Linked DNA regions of Homo sapiens: regions 2 and 3 are each linked to region 1. A link is a loop called in an ENCODE intact Hi-C map of the cell type or tissue named here. Cell type or tissue: mammary epithelial cell. All regions are shown on one strand. Each heading gives the region's core, and the rest is flanking DNA. Links, peaks and the distances in the headings are about the cores only. Region 1 overlaps KANK1 (KN motif and ankyrin repeat domains 1). Region 2 overlaps DMRT1 (doublesex and mab-3 related transcription factor 1). Region 3 overlaps DOCK8 (dedicator of cytokinesis 8).

What was found. Hi-C counts contacts between places; a loop is a spot of excess contacts. Peaks named below come from ENCODE experiments on the same cell type or tissue, not always from the same donor. Only the 100,000 strongest peaks of a DNase experiment are listed, where the experiment ranks them.
Region 2: a loop joins it to region 1, with 8 times the contacts of the local background. A loop is called at or near these places in 8 of 110 quality-filtered maps.
Region 3: a loop joins it to region 1, with 4 times the contacts of the local background. A loop is called at or near these places in 11 of 110 quality-filtered maps.

What each region holds. Positions count from the first base shown.
Region 1 is chr9:608,427-619,354 of GRCh38, forward strand. The region is part of intron 1 of KANK1 (KN motif and ankyrin repeat domains 1); the gene reads left to right. Among named protein-coding and RNA genes, the nearest start is that of KANK1-AS1, 72 kb to the right of the region's middle. In mammary epithelial cell, for the core only: CTCF peaks have their summits at 5,590 and 7,491; DNase peaks (open chromatin) are centred at 5,565 and 7,545; H3K27ac peaks cover 771 bases.
Region 2 is chr9:888,961-896,924 of GRCh38, forward strand. It overlaps DMRT1 (doublesex and mab-3 related transcription factor 1), which reads left to right. Exons shown (of 5, transcript NM_021951.3): 3 at 4,952-5,235. Among named protein-coding and RNA genes, the nearest start is that of DMRT1, 51 kb to the left of the region's middle. RefSeq lists an enhancer at 4,966-5,285. In mammary epithelial cell, for the core only: CTCF peaks have their summits at 3,363 and 4,995 (motif pointing right); a DNase peak (open chromatin) is centred at 5,101.
Region 3 is chr9:404,701-409,700 of GRCh38, forward strand. It overlaps DOCK8 (dedicator of cytokinesis 8), which reads left to right. Exons shown (of 48, transcript NM_203447.4): 27 at 218-373; 28 at 2,230-2,369. Among named protein-coding and RNA genes, the nearest start is that of DOCK8-AS2, 63 kb to the right of the region's middle. In mammary epithelial cell, for the core only: a CTCF peak has its summit at 2,723 (motif pointing right); no DNase peak of the experiment used is centred there; H3K27me3 peaks cover 120 bases.

The sequences.
Region 1 (10,928 bases), core at 3,067-8,066:
AAAAGAAATCATTTTTTAAAAATTCTTTATATCTAATGTTGGCCAATGTTACCTATAAGAAAAGATCATTGTTTCAGAGCATGTGAGATGAAGATGATTGACTTTAGGGCATTTACATGTGGGAACTGTCAAGGTAGTTGAAGTTTACAAGAGTGGGCTCTCTCTCTAGTCACTTCGGGAGGAATGCCATCATCAGGACATCATCACGACTGACTGATTTGGTCAGTCTGTCTTTCATCAAGTCAGGGAGATAAACAGAATTGAAAAATTGTTCACAAAGGTTGTCAGTTATTAGGGTGTGGCTGACGAACCACACCTGAAGAGCTACCTAGATGAAGGCAACTCACAGAGTTACTTAACAACCTCCACCCCAGTTGATGGTCCAGAGTGTTTCCAAGGGAGGTGAACTAAGCCAATGTTGAGACTGAGTGGGATAAGGCCATGGTGACATGCATAATAGATGCATTCATACACATTGCTTCAATAGAGCATTTTCTTGGATGGAAGCATGGGAAATAACACATGGGCGTATACTCACGCTTGTTGTTAGCTTTCGGGGTCACTGCTGATATCCTTCCTTGTTCAGTTACCCTTTGGGACTTGAACTCCTGCAAGATCGTTGAAAATCTTCATGTTCTCAGAACTCAAAGGGAAGAAGACTTGACCCCTAACCCTTCAGAAAGCTGGCTGAAAAAAAAAAAGATTGTCCATAAATAGCAATTGGCTTTACCTAGTATTATTTACCACATTATTAAACTGCTAATTGCAGTGGTGTTTTTATAATGCCACTATATTATTTTAATTTAGAAAACATTTTATAAGTTTATTGTTTGTAAATTAAATAGATTTGCTTAACAGTTCTTTGGGAATTCCTTAAACTTTATTGCTAGCTACAAGTCCTTTTTAAATAGAATCAATAGGCTGGGCATCGTGGCTCACGCCTGTAATCCCAGCACTTTGGGAGGCCGAGGAGGGCGGATCACCTGAGGTCAGGAGTTCAAAACCAGCCTGGCCAACATGGTGAAACCCCATCTCTACTAAAAATACAAAAAATTAGCTGGGTGTGGTGGCGTGCACCCTTAGTCCCGGCTACTCAAAGGGCTGAGACAGGAGAATCATTTGAACCCCAGGAGGTGGAGGTTGCAATGAGCTGAGATCGCTCCACTGTACTCCAGCCTGGGTGACAAGAGTGAGACGCTGTCCCAAAAAATAAATAAATAAAATAAAATAATGAATAGACTCAATAGACATTGATCCTGCTAACATATTTTGCCTTTTAATCTATTGGTACTTCTTTTATTCCCTTTAAAGTTAATTCTAAATAAAGGAGAAGTATCTTAATTTGGTTAATATCATAGTTTGGAACTATGGCAAAATTATTTTTTCTCAGGCTACTTTCTAGTAAGTATTTTATATTTATTCACTAAAGAAAATTTTTAAAATTTCAAATTACGTAGAATTGTACCACTCTCACATAGAAATGTTTTTATCTTTCTTATACATATATTTATGTGGTTTGATTTTTATTTGGAATGCTTGTTTTACTTGAGGTGTCAGGACTTTCCACTCATTTATGAAGCCTTTACAATTATAATGATAAATACTGTTACATTAATGTACAATAATTTATAAAACTGACTTTCTCATGTTTAAAATTTAGATCGTGTCTAATTCTTTGCTACTTTAAGTATCATTGCAGTGAAATCTTCAGGCCATAATAAGTTACTTCCTTGCGATAAGTTCACAGGAATAACTAGATTAAAGGTATGAATACATTTTAATTTGGTTGAACACTTACGTTTATCAAAAACTCTTTACAAAAGTAACACAATTATCCTAATAAATTAGAATATTAGAAGTATATAAGATGAAAAAACATTCTCACTGAACTTCAGTCCTGCTCTCCAAAGTGAACCATGATGAGACCTTAAGCAAATGTTATATATAATGAGAAAAGATAGTCCTGAAGAATTGAGTGATATGGAAGTGATAATGGTGTACTATATGGGTGAAAAAATAAAGTACTGGTTTAGATACATGATTTAAGAAATAGAATCCTGACAGTTCCCTCTGTGGATAAGCCATAGAGGTGTCCAGTGTTGGTTTAATATAGCAGCTGGTTTGACCGAGTACCCTCTGCTGCGTCAGGTAATGTTAAATGATGTCCATGCCCCCTTGACTCTGATCAAGACATGGCTACAACCTGCAGTTTCCAGCTTTCCTGGGTTTAAGGGCCATTGAAGAATCCTTGTAGATAAGAGAAGAATTGTACATTCCAGGAACTGGAGGCATAGCTAGCCTTGGAAAGCTCGGAGGGTTAGTTGAGACAGCTTTAGACTTGCACATCTGTGACCTGAGTATCTTTGAGACTTGATTTCATCTTCTAGACCCAGAGGCAGAGATCATGTTTGTGGTTATTTTTCTGGGAACTGAGACTGGGCAAAGGGAAAGAGGCCAGTACGCAAGAGTGCTGTTTATAAATGGTTAACATCGTCCCCAGTCCCGTAGAAGAAGAATGAAATGGTATTCTCCTGTTTGGTGGTTTTATTTGATTGTTTTTGAATTCTTTGTCTCTGACAGAAGGCATCTTCTGTATCCTTTATGTTGTCACTCACTTTATTACTCTGGCATTATTATAATTAGGTTACCTTATCACTCCACCTGCCAGCCCTATCTCCATCCCCAAGACCTGAAGGGACGGTTGGCTTGACATGTGAGGAGGTTTTTTGGCCTTCAGAGATGTCGCTGTCAGCCCCCTGAGTTCCATTTGTTAGTATTGGGTCCAGCCCACAGCTTTCTACTAAAAACAACAGGCAAACTAAAGAATCTTTTAGTAAGTCACAGACAATTGTCACTGAACCAAGAGCCCAGCCCACGGGGCCAGTTCCTCACCGACTCTATGCCTTAATTTCCAATGTGTAAGCTTGGATGACTACACTTATCTCCAGGATTCAGTGTAGGACATAGAAAAAAGTACAGGACTCAAGTAATGATTGAACTTGGAATAAAAACCTTAAGGCCCATGTCCTCTGTCTCTCATGCTTTTCAGATGTGTCTTAGTGCCTGCTCCTTGCACAGAAGCTGAATCCAAACAAGCCACTGAGGAAGTTACATTTCACTTCACTTCTTAATAACATAGGTATGTCGATCCCATTAGATAGGAGTGTGTCTAAAATTCAGAACCTTTGACACTAATTATCTGACTGTCAAATGACAGTGTCATTCTATTTTGCAGGCATTTTTGATAGTTTATCTTCCCAGTAATATTTTTGTAATCTTCATCACCTTGACCATCTAACTCTTTTTTTTGGAGACAAAGTCTTTCTCTGTTGCCCAGGCTGGAGTGCAGCGGTGCAGTCTCAGCTCACTGCAACCTCCGCCTCCCGGGTTCAACCGATTTTCCTGCCTCAGCCTCCTGAGTAGCTGGGATTACAGGCGCATGCCACCACACCCGGCTAATTTTTTGTATGTTTAGTAGAGATGGGGTTTCACCGTGTTAGCCAGGATGGTCTCGATCTCCTGACCTTGTGATCCGCCAGTCTCGGCCTCCCAGGGTGCTGGGATTACAGGCGTGAGCCACCGCGCCCGGCCGACCATCTAACTCTTATGTGCCCTTGCCTGTACATATAAAAGTACATTTAAAAATAGGATTGGCTTTCATTTGCATAATGAACACACATATTACCCATAGTACCTCCCACACAAAGCCACCTATGCCTCTTAAATTGCACTTTGTTAATAGGAAACTATCTGTTGTTTTGTGCTTTTGGCAGCTGTAGAGAAAATACACAAAGCCAGGTGTTGTGGCTCTTGGGTAAGACTGAGAATGTGATTTTTGCAATCTGTGTTTTTTTAATAGCCAGTTATTGGAGATAAGAAAGAGAAATTCAGTACAAAGTCTAAGATGTCCCAGTGATGCACTCTGACTGGGTGTCATTATCTCAACAGGAATGAATGTAGTTCAACAGTATGTAGGCCCGGTTTCTTAGACATGATGTCTGCTGAAATGGTGATAAGGTATCCCACATTATCGGTGTTTTTTTGAAGACAGCCTTTAGGGTTTCAGTGTCATCATCTTTATGCCTTTTGCTAAAACAGTTTATGTTCTGCCTTTTAGTAAGCCTTTATGTTAAAAACGTTTCATATTAAAAAAAGTTATCATTTGGAATACATAGGTCAACTATCTAGGAATGGGACAAAGTACAGAAACAATGAGACAGGATTTGTGGGATGAGAAATTAAAAAAGCAGTCCCTTCAGCTGAAGAAGCTGCTTAGAAATTTAAGCCGGACATCTCAGGCGGCCATACTGGAATGGAATGTGGAAAAGGTAGCAGTTATATGTGAGCAATACCTTTGACTGTGACACTCTTTCGAACCCCAGTTTAGACCAGCAGCAGCTCTCCTAATGGGGAGTCAAGAAGTAGTAAGAGACCCTAAGAGTCATATAAGACACAAATCACCTTTGCCTGTGATATTTGCCATACATATGCCTATGGTTACATGCAGAGGATCCCAACAGGAGCATCATACACACAGCAAATAACACTAATGTGTTTTATTTATATGTACCAAATTAAAGGGGCATACAAAATAAAATTTTTAAATGAGTGGGTGAAGATATTGGGACAGAAGGAAGATATCAAGAGGAGGAAATATGGAGTAAAGATAGAGGTAGCATGTACTGTAAAAGATCTTGTAAGTAGACCAGAATAGGCCAGTAATTTGGCTCCATGCTTCCTAGCAGCCAAGGCAAAGAAGTAATTGTGACCAGATACATAGTTCACAGCATCTTTAAGATTCAGTAAGCTAGCAACTCAAGAAAAGCACAAGTAGTCACCATATAGGGACAAGTGGACCATGCTGTGAACAGCACACTAGATAGCAAGTACAGCTGTAACAATCGTTGCTGGAGATAGAGCAGAGCTTCAGTCCTTTATGACAAGCTTGTCCAACCCATGGCCCACAGGCTGCATGTGGCCCAGGACAGCTTTGAATGCAGCCCAACACAAATTTGTAAACTTCTTAAAACATGAGATTTTTTTAAAGCTCATAAGCTATCATTAGTGTTAGTGTATTTTATTTGTGGCCCAAGACAATTCTTCTAGTGTGGCCCAGGGAAGCCAAAACGTTGGACTCCCCTGCTGTATGGAAAATCGAATTTGTTTACATTCTCCTGTTGTATTCATTTTTGAAATTTTGCTAATTCCTAAAAGGAATCCACAGAGAGCAAACTCTCTATTACTAACTTTTTTCCTCTTCTCAATGTAAATTAAGTAGTATTTCAAATGAGATTAAAAACAGGATACTTCTTGAACTTTACTTTAAAAATACAGGTTCATGAGCCCCTTAAGTTTTGTGACTTTCTGTTGTAAAAAAGACTGTATTCACTAGATGGCAGTGTCACCAGCCTTTTGGGAAGTTAAATATGAGTGTGACTGTCCTAAGTACTAAACATGGGTAAAAGTAGGAAGACCATTTAACTGAGCATAAAGGATCTCATTTCTGCGCCCTACAGGAAAGAGTAGTTCTCCTTTTTCTCCTCCCCTCTTATTTGAGGCCGGGAAGAAGGCGCTGTGCATAGCGCTCCAAGCATCTCTGGGTGGCACTGGAGGGCCATTTTTCACAAGGAGCAAGTCGGCCAGCAGAGTGCTCAGTTCTTGGTCATGCCAGTGGCTGCAGGGTTTCCAGCCACTTGTCCTTGCTTCTTTGTTTCTGAACTTTCAGTCCGGGGCAGGAGTTACTGACAAGAGTTCACAAACCAGCTGTGAGATAATGGTGTATTGATAAGGTACAAAAGTGTGTTTAGCAGATGGGGATAATTTTTCGACCCTCAGTGTTTGTTTAAATTGTTTCTAGCATGAAAGCAATATGATCTCTCTCAGGAAATGAGATTGTTTTCTCTATTCAGGTAATAGGATCTTTTACCCATTTCCATCTTTGAGGAGTGATTATATACTTCTGCAGTTTTTTTAAATGAAAAAGATTTATTTTTAAATCATACTGGCATAAAGTTAATGGTATTTTGTTAAATTTTAGGATTTTTACAGCATATCTTGGCTGACACTGATCTTGGTCCTATCCTAGTGGCAATCTCTTAACAGTTGTGCTGCTGGTGTTATGAGTAGGACAGTTCCTCATTGTGTGGGACTGTCTCGTGTGCGGCAGGGTATTCTGCATTCCTGGCCCTTGCCCACTAAATGCCGGAAGTGCCCCTCAGACATGACTGCCCAGTAACACTCCCATGCATTTCCGTGTGCCTCCTGGGGTGGGGCCAGTACTCTCTAGTGTTGAAAACTGCTGGGCTAGAGATTTTGGTGTAGGTTGTGGGCCTTGTGGATTTAGTGAACATGATCTTTTAAAGAAATGTATATAAATGTACTTTATATTTTTAAAAAATCACTACAGCCCATCACCTTAAACTTCTGCTCATTCATATTTATATATGTATTCTGATTGTGATTACTCCTACATACAATTCTTAATATAGTACAAAATTGTACATATATAATTTTATGGTACCCATCCCCCCCCTGCCCTTTTTTTGAGACAGGGTCTCAGGCTGGAGTGCAGTGATGCAATCATGGCTCACTGCAGCCTCCGTTTCCTGGGCCCAAGCAATTCTCTTACTCAGCCTTCCGAGTAGCTGGTACCAAAGGTGTGCGCCACCATACCCAGCTAATTTTTAATTTTTTGTAGAGGGTCTCCCTGTGTTGCCCAGACTGGTCCTGAACTCCTGGCCTCAAGCAAGTCCTCCTGCATTGGCCTTCCAAAGTGCTGGGATTATAGTCTTGAGCTACCGCGCCTGGCATAGTATCATCTTTTTGATACCAACATACTATAAATATATTTTATTGCATTTTATTTGAAACTGTTAATAGACACATAATTTGCTGATGAATTGTATTCTTTGCTCTTTTAGTCCATCTGGCATCATATGCTCTTCCTTTTTGCTAGAATTCCCTCTTTTTTTCTTTCTACAGAAGTATCACTGGGTGGGAGAAAGCCTTACCTGTGATGGTTTGAGTACCCACATTTTAAAATTATGCTAGTTAAGAAGAGGGGGAATAATGTTGTTTCTTTTCTCTTTTTCTTATCAAATAGACTAAAAAGGCTACTCAAGGGCTGGAATTTGATTCCCACTTGTTCTTGTGGTACCTAGCACAGAGTCAGTCCCATAGTATATCCTTTAGGTAAAGACTTAATTAATTGGTGTGCTTTCAGTTTATTTTCCCTGGTTGGTCTTTGCATTTGTCCAGTTAACACCAGCTTCTGGATATTAGATCACCATAAAGTCCAAGACATGAAGAACAAATGTTATATATTCTCTTTGACATTTAAAGACAGAAGATAGTGGTAGAGGAGATCCCAAGTGATACCTAACCTAGCTAAAGACCCATGAGGAATGAAAGAACGAACAGGGAAAACAACTGCTGAATCCAGGTGGAAAAATGCTGGCCTACTTCTGGTCCTTGGTATGCCAGGATCCAAAGGTGGTGCCAGCTGATAGCATATGTTCAACAGCTGTGTTGATGCCATTTGCCTGCCCAGACAAGCCTCTTGAGGCATGAAAGCCTAAGGAAGGTTTCTCATATTAAGGATCAACAGGGACTCTTCTGTATCCGTCCTACCAGTGTCACCTCCCCACCCAGCATCAGCCGAGCACCACATCCACTGAAGCTCAATAAAGAAATGTTTAATGCTGAAGAGTTTCAATCAACAAGATGAAATTTTCAGGTTTAGGTAAACTTAGGAACTGGCTTGGGTTACTAGACTTCCAAATTTTATCCGGTCCTACCTTATTGCATGACATAACCGTGAGGACTAAAGTGAAGGCTTTTCAGCAGTCACTTCAGTGAGTCCTCAGCATTTAGGTGATACTGTATCAACTCGTGTCTGAAGCAACTTGGATTTAAGATAGTAGATCTTGTGCTGATTATTAGAATGGACATCCTGAACACCACTTAAATTACCATCAAACTGCATAGCCAGATCTTTAATTTACGAAACCTCTATTTTGTCACTTCTCCAAGCTGTCATTTAAGCTAAAAGCTGCTGTCTTTACACATATAAATCAAAGAAATATTTCATTTATATTCACTTGATACCTACCAAATTTCACCACTGGAATTTCTGAATACTTTATATCCTCTATCCTTCCATCCAGGCTTGGCTTTACTAAGTGTCCTTTCTAAGCCACTCATTATCAATCAAGATAGTAATTATTCTGCAAGACCCCAAATCTCAGTGGCTTTCAACAACACACACTGATTTTTTTACTCATATGCTACACGTCCATTATTTGTCAGCTGCAGCTGTGTTCAGTGTTGACCTCAACCTGTGATGGAGCAGCCTCTGCTTATGTCGCTGCTGTTCTTTATAGCAGAGGAAGGAAAGAAAGCAAGGCAAAGTTCCACACTAGCCCTTAAAACTTCTTCCTGGAAGTGAGACATGGTATTTCTGCTACCACTTCATTGGTTAAAGCAAGTCACAATGCCACACCCGAGTTGAGTGAGGGTGGGGATATGTGATTCTTCCTTAGGAAGGAGCAGGAAATTTTGGTGAATAGTAATGTAATCTACCACATGTTTAAAATGCAGTCCCTTCTCTAGAAGATCTCAGTAGTCTAAGAGAGAATAATTTTTTTTTAATATACTACCGTAAGTGAATGTTAGGTCAGTTAGGTCGATTTTTTTTTCATTCTTGCAAGGAATCATTATGTCTAATAAAATATAATAAAGAGTTTATGGTATATTTGAACTGTCCTTAATGTTATTTTACTGAGTCCAGTTCTTTTGGCAGTGGTTTAGTTTCTTTAACAATCTGTATTCTACAACTTCACTCGTTGCCTTCCTTGTTTAACATTTATTTTTCAAAACCAGACATGTCTTTTGTCTTCAAAGGATAAATGGAATTGGTTAGGAGAAGGATTGGGGAGGAGGGGGGTTGTGGCAAATGTCTAAAACCTATGTTTTATTCCCTTATTTTCTCAAAAATGTTAGCTCATGTTCACACGGGTTTATCTGTTTAGTCTAAGAAGTAGTTACTTTTGCTGTCTGGCCAAAGAGGTTCAGGACCCTGGAGCTTTGTTCTTTGGGACCCTGAAGGCAGCCTGGCAGGCAGAGCCCAGTATCACCTTTACAGCTACTTGATGGTGATCAAGAGCCAGCTGCTCTTCTTTCACCTGGCTGTTGGGGGAGGCACACCAATATGGGTGGGCAGGAAAAGTTACTTCCCAGGCTGAAATTTTCCCACCGTAAACTTAGGCTGATAGGCTGACAGTCTGCACCTCTCTTCCTCAGCAGACATTCCGATCAGCAGGCCAGTTTGTGACGCGTGCATGTGCACACTTCAGATTGCTTCTTCCACTTTCCTCTTTCCTGCTCAGGTTTCTCATAGGAGTAGGCTCCATGTAAGACTTCTGTCTTTTGTGAAAAAGAAAGCACGTATTTATAGAATGGAATTTCTTACTGAAAGAGGGTGCGGGCAGAATGGAGGATGACATGAATCCTGACTCAGTAACATTTATGGAACCACTCTCTGGATGCCACACTTACTGTGGGCAGTTACCAAAAAAATCAGTTTGGCCTACCTGCCTCCTAATATAATTTACCCTGCACACAAGGCAGTATCTTGAAGGTTATTTCAGTAGTACCCACGGAATTCTGCTTCCTTTAGGTAAGGAAAAGTATTCCCAAGAACAAAATATACAGGTTAAAGCCCATGTAATATAAAATTATGGCATTCATTGAAGAAAATACAGGCTATTCTAATTCCAGATCACATTTATTTATTTATTTACGAGACAGAGTCTCGCCCTGTCACACAGGCTAAAGTGCAGTGGCGTGATCTCAGCTCACTGCAACCTCCACCTGCTGGTTCAAGCAATTCTCCTGCCTCAGCCTCCCGAGTAGCTGGGACTACAGGCACACGCCACCACACCCAGTTAATTTTTGTATTTTTACTAGAGACAGGGTTTCACCATATCGGCCAGGCTGGTCTGAAACTCCTGACCTGAAGTGATCTGCCCACCTCAGCCTCCCAAAGTGCTTAGATTACAGTCGTGAGCTACCATGCCTGGCCCCAGATTACATTTTTAAAATGAAGAAACAGATATTTTCTCTTAGTCAAAATACTTATCGGAACAATTTTTTTTAAAGCAAAGATTGCATCATTTAAAAAAACATATTCACTCCTAGGCATCTGAATCACTGCTTCACATGCACAGTAGACATTCGTGAAATTATTTTTTTAAATGATGATGAATGCCAGGGCTTGCTTTTTTTAAAAAAAAGTCTCCAACCACAACATCCAAACTGGTCATTTGGGAAGTGATGCTTCCATTCAGTAAGAAAGCTCCTGCACACTGGGTGAACAGGCGGTGTTTTCTCCTCTCATCGCTGACATTTAATACCTGTCTTGAGGCAAAATTGTCTCCACCTTATTAATCCATGGCTCCTCACGAGCCTTAAAACAGAGAATAAAACTTGTCAAAGAAGAAAAATAGAAAATTAGAGAAAATAACCTCACTACTTATTTTCAGGCACCTTGTGACTTAAGAAAATGTTTTTAAATGTGGACTCTACATTTTATGAACTTAAATTTAGTGTCTGTTGGTCAAAATCCACAGGACCTTTAGGAGAGAAAATGGCCATAACTAAGTACAAGCCTCTCTTTTTAAATGCTTACCCAGGTCAGTTAAAAGCTTCCTTGTAGTTCTGAATCCTCAGTTCTTGCTTTACAGCCAATACTTAAAAGGAACAGGGGAGAGCTACAGTGCTTTTGAATTTCAGAGAGGCCTCTTATTTGTGCCTCAAGAATAGTTTGTATAAATGTTATATTTCAAGCCACACAGTACTTAAAACCATCACACTGTTTAGTTTATCTAGTTGGGTAGAAGAGGGGGCAAGAGAACAAAGCAGTATTAAAT
Region 2 (7,964 bases), core at 2,965-7,964, 280 kb after region 1:
TATTAAAAAAAAAAAAAAAGAATTTCTGGAGAGCTTAGTAAAATTCAGATTGCTGGGCGCCATTCTCGGGGTGTATGATTTTGTCAGTCTGTGGTGGGGCCCAAGAATTTGCATTTCTTTACGTTCCCAGGTAATGCTGATGCTACTGATTCAGGGACCACACTGTGCGAACCATTGGATTAGACACATGTAGCTTGACAGATATTAATTTCAACCTTTCCATGTACTAGCAGTGTTCATATAAATGCCAGGAGTTATGAAGCTGTTTTTAACACTGACTGAGAATTTTAATTGGGAATTTTAACATATAGAATTCGGTGGTTTATACACATAGTACTTTGTCAAATCTAACTTTTTTAAAGTGGTTAAACATTTTAACAGCGTAAAGGCAGACATCTGCTCTTCCAAAGTTCAAATGGTTTTATTATTTAAATATTGGTATGGAACAACTTTTCCAATACATATCTCCTATTTATTCTTAAAGCTTGGTATAACTTGAAAGAGGAAATAAAATACGGGTAAGTGGAAAAGTGATGGTGTTGTTAACTAATTACAGTCAGCTGTAACAAAACAAATTATTGCTTTGACCTGACGTAGCATTTTAGTTGAGGTTTACTATGCAGTTTATTGAAGCCATTCTCTTGTTACCTTCAGAGTTATTACTGCCATTATTTTGTTGCTTGATAAACTGAGGCCTGATAAAAGGTTCAGATTAAGGTCATGCTGCAGAAATTCAAGAACTTGTGCTGTGCCCTGATTCTGGAATGCTGGAATCCTTGGGTTTCTATTTATTCGTCTGCTACTGTATTTTGTTTTCTTTTTTAAGAAGCTTGCTTTTGAAAGGCAGGCCTTAAGTGGGAGGTATTCAGTGTTTTTAATGCAGGGACAGGCCTAAGTGTCTAAAATGCCTTCCTAAATGTCTGTGAGATTGTATAGGAATGAACCATTAATGTTTATGACTGCATGGTAGGATAGGTCATTTATTCTTTTTCTGACTTAGATGCTCATATAATTTATTAAATTTGAGAAGCTCATAAGGCTTTTGTAATCAGATAAACAATAGAGACATGACCTTGAAAACAAAAGAATGATATAGAAAACCACCACTTAACGCCACCAAACGTGTTTTTTTTTTTTTTTTTTTTTGAGCCGGAGTCTTGCTCTGTCACCCAGGCTGGAGTGCAGTGGCGTGATCTTGGCTCAGGCCGACTGAGCTGAGATCTCAGGCCGCCCGCCTCAGCCTCCCAAAGTGCTGGGATTACAGGCGTGAGCCACCGCACCCGGCCCAAACTGATGTTTAAAATAAGAGAAAGGCCCAGTGGGGAAGTTGAGGAGGAGCGAATGGACATGTGCCCTCTCCAGACTTGGGGGTGTGGAATAATGGCATTGGAATGTCTCATCTCATTAGCTGGGAAGAGGAGAGAAGAAAGGAAAGGAATAGAATAAAACAGTGGTTTGGGAGTGCATTTACAGGAGCCTAGCATAGGTGGATTTGGTTTCCTTTCAGAGAAAAGTGACACCAATGCTGACTTTAAAATGAGGCTTCAAAAATAAATTTTGTTGTAGATCTCAGCCAGACCTTCCAGAGCTTGCACTTTAGTTTTGCCCTCTCCCTTGCATGTTTTTGTTTTCCCACACACTCAGCCAGTGGATGGTTTCTGGGCACCTTCTTTGGGCCATGCATTGTGCTGGAAATTTCTCTCATGAGCCAATTCTGTCTGCTTAAGGACACTTAAACCTCTATTTATTTCTTTATTTTTATTTTTTTATTTGAGACAGAGTCTCATTCTGTCACCCAGGCTGGAGTGCAGTGACGCGATCTCTGCTCACTGCAACCTCGGCCTCCCAGGTTCAAGCAATTCTCCTGCCTCATCCTCTGCAGTAGCTGGGTCTACAGGTACGCACCACCATGCCGATGTCCGGCTAATTTTTTTTTGTATTTTTTTTTTAGTGGAGACGGGGTTTCACCATGTTGGTCAGGCTGGTCTCGAACTCCTGACCTCAAATGATCAGACCTACCTCAGCCTCCCAAAGTACTGGGATTACAGGCGTGAGCCACCGCGCTCAGCCTTAAACCTTTTTAGAAAAGTGAAACAAGGCCAGGTGTAGTGGCTCATGCCTGTAATCGTAGCACTTTGGGAGGACAAGGTGGTTTGATTGCTGGAGCTCAGGAGTTTGAGACCAGCCTGGGCAACATAGTGAGACCCCATCTCTATACAAAAAAATTAAAAAAAAAAAAAGCTAAGAGCTTATTAAAATTCAGATTGCTTGAGCTCAGGAGTTCGAGATCAGCCTGGCCAACATGGTGAAACCCCGTCTCTACTTAAAAAAAATACAAAAATCAGCCAGGCATGGTGGCTTGCGCCTGTATTCCCAATTACTTGGGCTGCTGAGGTGGGAGGATCGCTTGAGCCCAGAAGGAGGAAGTTGCAGTGAGCCGAGATCGTACCACTGCACTCCAGCCTGGGCGACAGAGTGAGACCCTGTCTCAAATAAGTAAATAAACAAAATAAAAGTGAAACGACAAGATCTTATGACTCCCTGGAGGTTTTACTTTTTTTTTTTTTTCTCCCAGACGGAGTCTTGCTCTGTCGCCCAGGCTGGAGTGCAGTGGCCCAATATCGTCTCACTCCAACCTCTGTCTCCCAGGTTCAAGCGATTCTCCTGCCTCAGCCTCCCAAGTAGCTGGGACTGCAAGCATACGCCACCACGCCTGGCTAATTTTTTTTTTTTTTTGGTATTTTTAGTAGAGACAGGGTTTCACCGTGTTAGCCAGGATAGTCTTGATCTCCTGACCTCGTGAATCACCTGCCTCGGCCTCCCAAAGTGCTGGGATTACAGGCGTGGGCCACCGTGCCTGGCTGGAGCTTTTACTTTTAACTCACATTATTTTTGATGCCAAGCTACTTGAAAAATGATTATTCCTCAGTCCCTTCAGCAAATATTGACCCACTGTGTCTGGCAGTGTGCTAAGCACGGAGGACACAGTGGTGTGCCCGGAGGCTGGGTGCCTTCTTGCTGGATCTCACGTCCTGGTAGTCCTGGTAGGAGAGAGGCCATTCACTGGAGTCATCTCTTTGGATTTCTTGTTGCTTGTTGCTCCTTGCTCTCTTGCAGGCCTGCATCTGCTCCTTTCATCATGGTTAAAACCGCAAGGCCCTGAAGACCTAGTTGTCTGTTGGTCTTTTCTAGAACTGTTTGCTTGATGTCCCAGCAGCAGTTGACACCACAGCCTGCTTGCTCTGTGATTCAAGTCAGCTTTAACCTCTGTGACGTTGTATTCTCTGTTTTTCACGCTCCAGGTCTTGGCTCTCCTTTATTCTGTAACAGCTCCTCCCTTCCTTGCCCAGATGGAGCTAGCACCTCCAGTGGTGACTCTTGGATCTGGCTTCCAGTCTCAGCCTCTCCCAAAAGCACGCGTTTCATGTTCCTCACCCTCACCCAGCCCTCCACCTGCACACCTGCCCACCCTCTGCTCTACACACCCAGGCTCCTGCTCTCTGCCTCCCCTGCATCTTAATTCCTGGCAGCCCCTCAGCCCTCCAGTTCTGTTGCGTTTCATCCCCCACATGTCCCTGGAACAGGCTCCTCTCTTACATTTGCAGGCCTTAGAGTTCTGGTCTGTCCTTGAACTCACTTTGGTGGTTCCCTAGCAGGTCTTTCTGCCTCTGATCTCTCTCTCCTTCACTTGCCCTAAGCAGTTGCCCTTAGATAAATCTCCTCCAAGCACAGCTCTGACCGTGTAACCTCCTTGCTCAGAACTCAGTGGTTCCCATTACATCCCAGAGTCAGGAGAGCTGGACTGAGGCCCGCCTCACCTTACCCTAGCCCATCTTTCATACTACATGTCTCCTTCCCTTTTCTCATCCAGTTCCTCAGCCTCACTTCCCTGCCCATCATTCCAAACTCTACCCCCACTTTCCTGCTTCCACTCCTTTGTCCTTGCTGCTCCTTTCTCCTTCCTCTCCTTTTCTCATTTTTCACCTGTGTCCTGCATCTTTTTTTAAGTGCAACTCAGGTGCAGTTTTGTCCATGAATTTCTAACTAGGCTACAAGCCATCTCTGTTTCCTCTGACTTCCCATGGAAGTTTATGGGTCTTCCTGTATGATGGTAGGTGGTAGGTGGTATTCCCTTCCCATCTTCTATCCTAGACCGTAGACTCCCTGTGGGCACGGCAGCTGGCAGACGTTTCAGGCACCCGGACTGGCTCTTAGAACATTGTTTAATAAATGTCCATTGGATGGATGACTTAGGAATTCATTTATTGGAATTGACAATAAACACTTTAATGTCTGTGCCAGAGGTTGGGAAACTAGTCTTTGGGTTAGATCAGCCCACTGCCTGTTTTTATAAATAAAGTTTTATTGCAACACAAGCATGCTGCAGCAGTGATTGAATAGTTGACAAAACCTGAAATAGTTACTGACCTCTTACACTAGAAGTTTGCCCCTGGTCCGCACCTTTGGCCAGATTTCTGAAGATACCTGATCACCTGTGGAAGGAAGTTAAGGAAACAGGTGTTCACCTAAATTCACCTAAACTCTTGGCCACTCGTTTTGACTTTCTAACCTATCTATGTGGCTACAATTAATTTTGTTTTAAGAATGCACAATCAGGTCAACTAGATTTGCTCTTCAGTTTCTTGACATTAGGATAGGAATTTCTGGATAGAAGTTGTGCTGTTGGGCTTTATGTAATTAAAATCACCTCTAAAATGGTTTTGATACTCTCAGTAAAAACAATCAGCTGAGTCTTTCGGTTGTGCCACCAGAGTGAAGCGAACCTTAGAAACTCTCCCTTATTTTGGCTATAGGAGAAGCAACAGATGGTTTTGTCTTCTGCATATTCAGCTACCTTGCTCCGCAGGTCTTGGGTAGGAAGGTTTAGAAGTAAAGTTTCGTGGACTAACATTAATACCATGTTGTATTTTTCTTTTTTCTTCCAATTTAGAGGGACGTATGGTCATCCAGGATATTCCTGCTGTCACCAGCAGAGGGCATGTGGAGAACACACCTGACCTGGTTTCAGACTCCACCTACTACAGCAGCTTCTACCAGCCGTCTCTGTTTCCTTATTACAACAATCTATACAACTGCCCGCAGTACTCCATGGCCTTGGCTGCTGATTCTGCTTCTGGGGAGGTGGGAAATCCCCTCGGGGGATCCCCTGTGAAGAACAGCCTTCGGGGCCTCCCCGGACCTTATGTGCCTGGTCAGACAGGAAACCAGTGGCAGGTATGATATTAATTACCCAGAGAGTGAACTGGTTGTGTGAAAGCCACATGCATGTGCACACACATGCACATACACACAGAGGCACACACGCACTTGTGCGCCCAGAGGCACACACAGGTGACACACACAGGTACACACACATATGTGTGTGTGCCATTTTGCACACATGTAGGCACAATATGCAAAATGTGTAAGGAATTTTTTACTCTGTCAATAATGCCCTTTAGCCTCAAAGGTTGGCTGCAAGGAATTGGAAAGAAATAATGTACAAACTTGTTTTCTTTTTCAAATTTTACTTTTCTCATTTTTTGAATGTTGCATAAATAACCAGTTGGGCACAGGCAGATCACAAGTACTGAATGAGGTACCACCTCCTCCAGCTTTGTCCCCACTTTCGTTGGGCACCTTAGAAAATGCTGGGTAAAGCCTTCTGGGTGGCAGTAATCTGCGTGATGAATTTGCACCTTGGGAAGGAAACAGGTCATAATCTGTATGGAAGAAAGGTAAGAAAAGGAATTCGGTCACTGTTGAGCTGGACCCAACCTGGGTGCATTTTTCGCTAGGAATAGAGGTCAGTCTTTCATTCTCCAAGTTTGTTTTTTTTTTTGTTTGTTTGTTTGTTTTGGTTTGGTTTTTGAGACAGAGTCTCGCTCTGTTGCCCAGGCTGGAGTGCAGTGGTAGGATCTCAGCTCACTGCAACTTCTGCCTCCTGGGTTCAAGTGCTTCTTTTCACCTCAGCCTGTGAAGTAGCTGGGATTACAGGCGCCTACCACCCCACCCGGCTAATTTTTGTATTTTTAGTAGAGATGGGGTTTCACCATGTTGACCAGGCTGGTCTTGAACTCCTGACCTCAGGTGATCCGCCCGCCTCGGCCTCCCAAAGTGCTGGGATAACAGGCATGAGCCACCGTGTCCGGCCCCAAGTATGTATTTTTAAAATAGCATGCAATCAAGGGCATTTGATATTTGGAGTAAAACAAAGCATTTTACTTTATTAGAGAAGGGAGCGTTTATCTAGGGCTGTTCTGCTTCCTCAGTTGCAACCATTTTCATCATGCCCGTTTGTTAGCAGCAGATTGAAGGCATCAAAAGCATTCAGAGGCTAGATTACCTTGTACAGAGGTATGTTGTGGGAATATGTAGGTGAAAAGTTAGACTCAACACCTCCAAGCCCTCTTCCAAGTGAAAGACATTAGGATTCTGCAAGAACTGTTCTCATTCTGGATGCATTTGCCATGCTCAGGCTTCCTCAGTGGGGATTTGATTCAACGCAATGCCACATATATATTTGGGAGTTCAGTGCAAGTGTTTGACCCTCTTTTTCACTTTCCCAGCTTTATTGACGTATCATGGGTAAAAAAAGTTGTATATATTTAAGATGTACAATGTGATGATTTGATATATGTGTACCTTGCACAATGATTGCCACAATTAAGCTAATTAACAAACACATTAATCACCTCACATAGTTACCATTTTTATGTGTGTGGTTGATAACACTTAAGATCTACTCTATTAGCATTTTTCAGGTGTACAGTATATTATTAAGTACAGTCACCATGCTGTATGTTAGATTCCCAGAATTTACTCATCTTATAACTGAAACTTTTTTTTTTTTTTTTTTTTTTGAGAGGGAGTCTTGCTCTGTCACCCAGCTGGAGTACAGTGGCGCGATCTCGGCTCACTGCAACCTCTGCCTCCCGGGTTCAAGCCATTCTCCTGCCTCAGCCTCCCGAGTAGCTGGGACTACAGGCACGCGCCACCAAGCCCAGCTAATTTTTGTATTTTTAGTAGAGACGGGGTTTCACCATGGTGGCCACGATGGTCTGTATCTCTTGCCCTTGTGATTGGCCCACCTCAGCCTCCCAAAGTGCTGGGATTACAGGCATGAGCCACCACTCCCAGCCGTAATTGAAACTTTTTACCCTTTGCCCAACATCTTTTTTTTTTTCCAGCTCAATGAATTTTATTTCCCTTGTTGTATATAAATGCTTTGATTGACCAGTAGATATTTGTCAACCATTAGTATCTTGGTTCTGTTGAAGGAGTAAGAACATTTTAAACTGAGATTTTTTTTTTCTTGTCTTTTCTTTTTTTTTTTTTTTTTTCCTGAGACAGAGTCTCACTCTGTCGCCCAGGCTGGTGCGATCTTGGCTCACTGCAACCTCCACCTCCTGGGTTCAAGTGATTCTCCTGCCTCAGCCTCCTGAGTAGCTGGGATTATAGGCACGCACCACCACTCCTCGCTAATCCAACATCCCTTTATTTCCTCCACCTCGAGCTCCCGGCAACCACTGTTCTCTGATTCTGTGAGGTTGACTTTTTAAGCATTATTTAGGCCAGGTGCGGTGGCTCATGCCTGTATTCCTAGCACTTTGGGAGGCCGAGGCGGGTGGATCACGAGGTCAGGAGTTCAAGACCTGCGTGGCCATCATGGTGAAACCCTGTCTCTACTAAAAATACAAAAATTAACTGGGCATGGTGGCGCACGCCTGTAATTCCAGCTACTCAGAAGGCTGAGGCAGAAGAATCGTCTGAACCCGGGAGGTGGAGGTTGCAGTGAGCAGAGATCGCGCCATTGTACTCCAGCCTGGGCGACAGAGTGAGACTCTGTCTCAAAAGAAAAAAAGAATTGACTTTTCTAAGCCCACTTCAAGAAAATGTGAATTGAAATTTTCCTCTGACCCATTCTGTTCCATTTTGCGTCTGCCTTTTTCAGGTATTAAAAT
Region 3 (5,000 bases), core at 1-5,000, 210 kb before region 1:
CAGCTACTAGGCTAGAATCACTAAGGGGAACAGTAATGAATGAAAATTTATTAGACCTCTCTGTAATGCAGAATTTACCATCTGTTGCACTATCCCATTAGTTTTTATTAAATTGATTGCCTTAACCTGGAGAGAAAGGATATTTTTGTGTCTGCCAACCTCAACTCCACTTACCTTGTAATAAATGTTTCATTCCTCTTTTCATTTTTCTTCCCAGCTGTCAGCCAAGCTCAGTAACCTTCCAACGCTCATTTCCATGAGGCTAGAGTTCCTGAGAATCCTCTGTAGCCATGAGCATTACCTCAATCTGAACCTTTTTTTTATGAATGCTGATACTGCTCCAACATCTCCTTGTCCTTCCATATCTTCCCAGGTAATAAAAGAATTATTTAACTAAAAGAATTATTCAAGCTATTTCATTTAACTAGCTCAGTTTAATCATGTATTTCCTATAAAGGTTAGTCTTATTAATTTGACAAAAAATCAAACAATTCAAACCAGATCAAGTATGCTACCCTGAAGTTACACCACTAGCTAAGAATTAACAATCTAAGTAATTGGTTTCTCCCCAGGCTCAAGGCTCCCTGATCAGGTTAAGTAAAGCCAAGAATCCAATAAGCCCTATGAAATTTAGAAACTCATAGAAAAGTCTCAAATCTTCCTTTGTCTGACATTAGCCAATTGTTATATTATGCAAATAGAGGATTCCAAAGTAAATAAGTTTTGGAAACCATGTATTCACCAGGTTTCTTTGCAGCAGGCCCTCTAAGAGGTTTTAACTTGTTCATGTCAATTGCAAATGCACGAGAAGCAGAAGAGGAAATGGGAGGAGGTGTGCATGATAAGCAGTGATTCCCCAAATGATTTAACATGGAAACCCCACCCCACCTCATACATTTTTTGAAATGTTACTCTGGAATAACTTTAAGAACATGCTGTTTGATAGTCACATTCCATTTATAGGGAACACATCAGTAGCTCAGAGCATCAGGCAAAATTTCTCATTATTAGGTTATATTTCTGTTGCATATTCCTTGATACTAGTACAAAAGTGAAGGCTTGTCTTACTAATTGAAAAAAAAATCTTAGCCATATATGCCATATGGCATGATCCAGATATTAGCTACATGACCATCTTACTGTGAACAGGGAAAGATCTGACTCACAAGCAGCAATTCAAAATGTATAAACTTTTTGCTCCATCCTGCCCAGCAGCTTAAGTCCTAAAACTTCCCTGGACTAAGCTTACCCTAGGTTCTTTCCCACCTTCCCCTTCTGACTGCCCCAGGGAGTGGCCAAACCCAGGGGCCAGGCTCACAAAACCATGAAGGATTTCTAAAGACACTTTAGATGCTCTTAATGAAATATAAAGTGTGCTCCCAGGATACAAATACAGGACAGGAATTACTGAGGACCGGTAAATCTAATACTTCCCTCCCTGACATCACTTGTAGTTCCAGGCCAGCAAAAGTCTGACAATGTGCTTAAGCCAAATTCAGAAGTGTAGCTGAGGCCGGGCACGGTGGCTCACATTTGTAATCCCAGCATCTTCGGAGGCCAAAGGGAGTGGAATACTTGAGGCAGGAGTTACCAGCCTGACCAACATGATGAAAACTCATATCTACTAAAAATACAAAAATGCATCAGGTGTGGTAGTGTGACTGTAATCCCAGCTACTTGGGACGCTGAGGCATGAGAATTGCTTGAACCCGGGAGAGGGAGGTTGCAGTGAGCTGAGACCATGCCACTGCAATCCAGCCTGGGTAACAGAGTGACACTCTGTCTTTCAAAAAAAAAAAAAAAAAAAAAAGAAGGTACCTGAGTAAGCAGGGCCTTAAACAAAGGGGGCATTTGGTTACAGAGGAATTGCCTGTTCCCAGCCCCAGGACTGGGTGAGGTTCTTATTTCTCTGTCCAACTTTTATGCTAGGATTTTTATCTTCAGCTTTTGATTTCAGGTGGGAAAGGGAGCGTCATTCATTTTTCAACAGACCCGGGGTGCTTTATTTTCATCTTTCCCGCTGGGCAGTCTTCTCTCTGTGGGTATGGGAAAGTGCAGTAACCACTCTGTGCCTCAGTTTCCTTGTCCGCCTTATCTGGCACCAGAGTACCTACCTCACTGGGGAGGGCTCACGAAGCCTGGCTGGGGCGAGGACTCAGTAAACACTGGCCATCGCTATTTTCATTCCAGTTCTTGTGGCTCATAAAATGGCTCCTTACGTTTCTGTAGAACTCAAGCTCCTGCTCCAGCTTCCAGGACCAGAAGATCGCCAGCATGTTCGATCTGACTTCCGAGTACCGCCAGCAGCACTTCCTCACCGGGCTCCTCTTCACAGAACTGGCTGCTGCCCTGGATGCCGAAGGGGAAGGGTATGTTTCTGGCATTTAAAATGGAAGATGAAGCCAAAAAAACAGATGTTCTTTAATAAAATTTGCAGTCTAGCTTCTCACACTTGGTAAAAAACTCTACTGTAGTTGACCAGTTCTGAGGAGTAGAAACATCTGTCTTGAGAATATGGTACCCATAAGCACAAGGCACAAGAAAGGCCTTTCTTGTGTAGAAAGGCACCAGGGATGGGTAAGAACTACAAAATGACTTTTCTTGGTCAACTATTTCAGTGGAATTTACCAGTTCTGCTATAGCAGGTTTCCCAAGGATGCTTTGATTAGTGAACTCCCTAGGAGCAAAGCCATTTTTAACAAAGGGGATAGCATGCAGAGGCAACCACAAGATGTCACTTGGTTCAAAGCTGATGAAGGAAATAATGGCTGCTGAGAAGGCAGCTGTCCCATGCCCAGATTAGGTTTCTTGCAGACAGTGCTTCTCAGGCCAAGAGACACCACACATCCAGGGCTTCTGAATCCTTTTACCTCTTATCTATCTGATTACTCAGGGACATGTGGCAGTATCTAGCCTAGAAGTCAACAGACAGAGAGGTAGACCACCCCCTTCTTTCCTTCTCTCCCTATGCTCCGTGAGCTCATGGAGTCAGAAACCCACAGCCTATCTGATTGGACTGAAAAAGATAATGCCTTCTAAAATATTATTCATTCCGTTCAACAATTATTGAATGCCTTCCATGGGACAGACACAGTTAGGTGTTAGAGTACATCAGAGATATATCAGTGCACAAAACAGACAAAATTCGCTGCCCCTCAAGAGCTCACCATCCAGGGACTCAGATTCAAAGATGATTAGGATTGCAAAGTAGTTGAGATTCAACACTTCTGGTGTTTAGATTAGGCATACAGAATTGCAGGAACTTGCCCACTATTCCATAACAGAGAACGAAATCTAAAGCCATGGTCTTCCCAGTCCCTTCCCAGGACCCACTCTCCTATACCAAACCATCTCCCTGCACAGGGAACCTGTTCCCATGACTCCTATGCTAAAGAGGTTTCCAGAATAATGTTTGCTAATTAATGGTAGCATTGCTGTATGTTATGGATGGATTTTTATCTAAATGGAATTTCTCAAGTTCTCTCAAAGTGCTTACAATTTAGTGAAGGAAACAGGAGGTTCCTGCATGAAACAAATACAGGAGCACATCGAGTTCGTGCAACTGCAACAGTCACATGTGTCCCAAGCTATGTACCCAGGCTGACACCGCTGAAGTGACTCTATGTCTGCGTCTCCTGGCAGGATAGTGTGGGGAATCTCATGCTTTTAGCTCTCAATTCTGCCTCCTTCCAGATAAACTGGCCTGAGTATATCCTTTGAGAACTTCACTTTCCATGGCTTCAATTCTATCTTCTCTTCTCAACTCTAACTAAATTTCTCCCAATTATCTCAGTAGAATGTTCTACCCTACAACTAACATAAATTTCCACAGCAACAAAAAGTGCACCGAACACTTATGCTAATAAGTAAGATACTGAGAAGAAAGTTTGAACACAAAGAAAATTGCCTTCATGCACAAACATGTACATACATTTTCTTAGTTGTCCTTTAATAGCAGTACTTTAAGTGATTTCTAGAAACATCTTTAGTATTTACAATAGCGTAGTTTCTATTTTCTATTTTCATTCTAGCTGGAAACAGCCATGACATTCTGTTCTGGATTCCTTGTAAAATTGTTGCTGTTATATTACTAGCAACAAGGTAGAGTATATTCAGAGATAATCATGTAATTATGTTTAATCAGGTAGATACATTCTTCAAACACACACACACACACACACACACACGCACACACGCGCGTGCACATGCACACACACAGTACCCTTTCTCCCCCAAAAGAGTAATTAACAGTGTAACTCCTTTGGCAACACAGTAATCCCTGATTGCTGGGTTGTCAGTTACTCTCCTGGAAAGTCATTAGATACACTGTCACAACTTCATCATGTAAGCTAAAACCTCAGAAAAATGTCATGCTTCAACAATACTTCCTATTGATCAGCACTTCCTTTTTTTTTTTCTTTTGCTTCCAAGACAGTTGGTAGACTTGCCAACACCTGTACATCCATGGGGCAAGGGCCAGAAGGACGCATCTCAGTACCTGAACCCCTAGGGAGCTACAGCTCCAGTTTCCACTGGGTTTCCCTTGGATCTCTGACACCTGGGTATATCCACAAGTGTCTATGCATCGTTAAATCCACAGTGTTTTTCAAGCATTTAGAAATTGTCTATCATCTTTGTGTTAAGCCAGCAAATTGCAATGCCTAATTCAAAACACAACCCATTGCCGGGACCACAGACTAAGAACAAGAAAAACTTTTGAAATGCAATTTACAATTATCTTACTTTAGCCACAGTGCAAGAGTCTGAGTCATTTAAAATTTTGGTTAATATTTTCTATATAACGTTGAATTCTGATGTAGCCTTATTTTGTTTGAAAGAAAAAAATGTATATATATGTATATATTTTTTAAATCTGGATTCTTTTTTTATTATTATCATACTTTAAGTTCTAGGGTACATGTATACAACATGCAGGTTTGTTACATATGTATATATGCGCCATGTTGGTGTGCTGCACCCATTAACTCGTCATTTACATT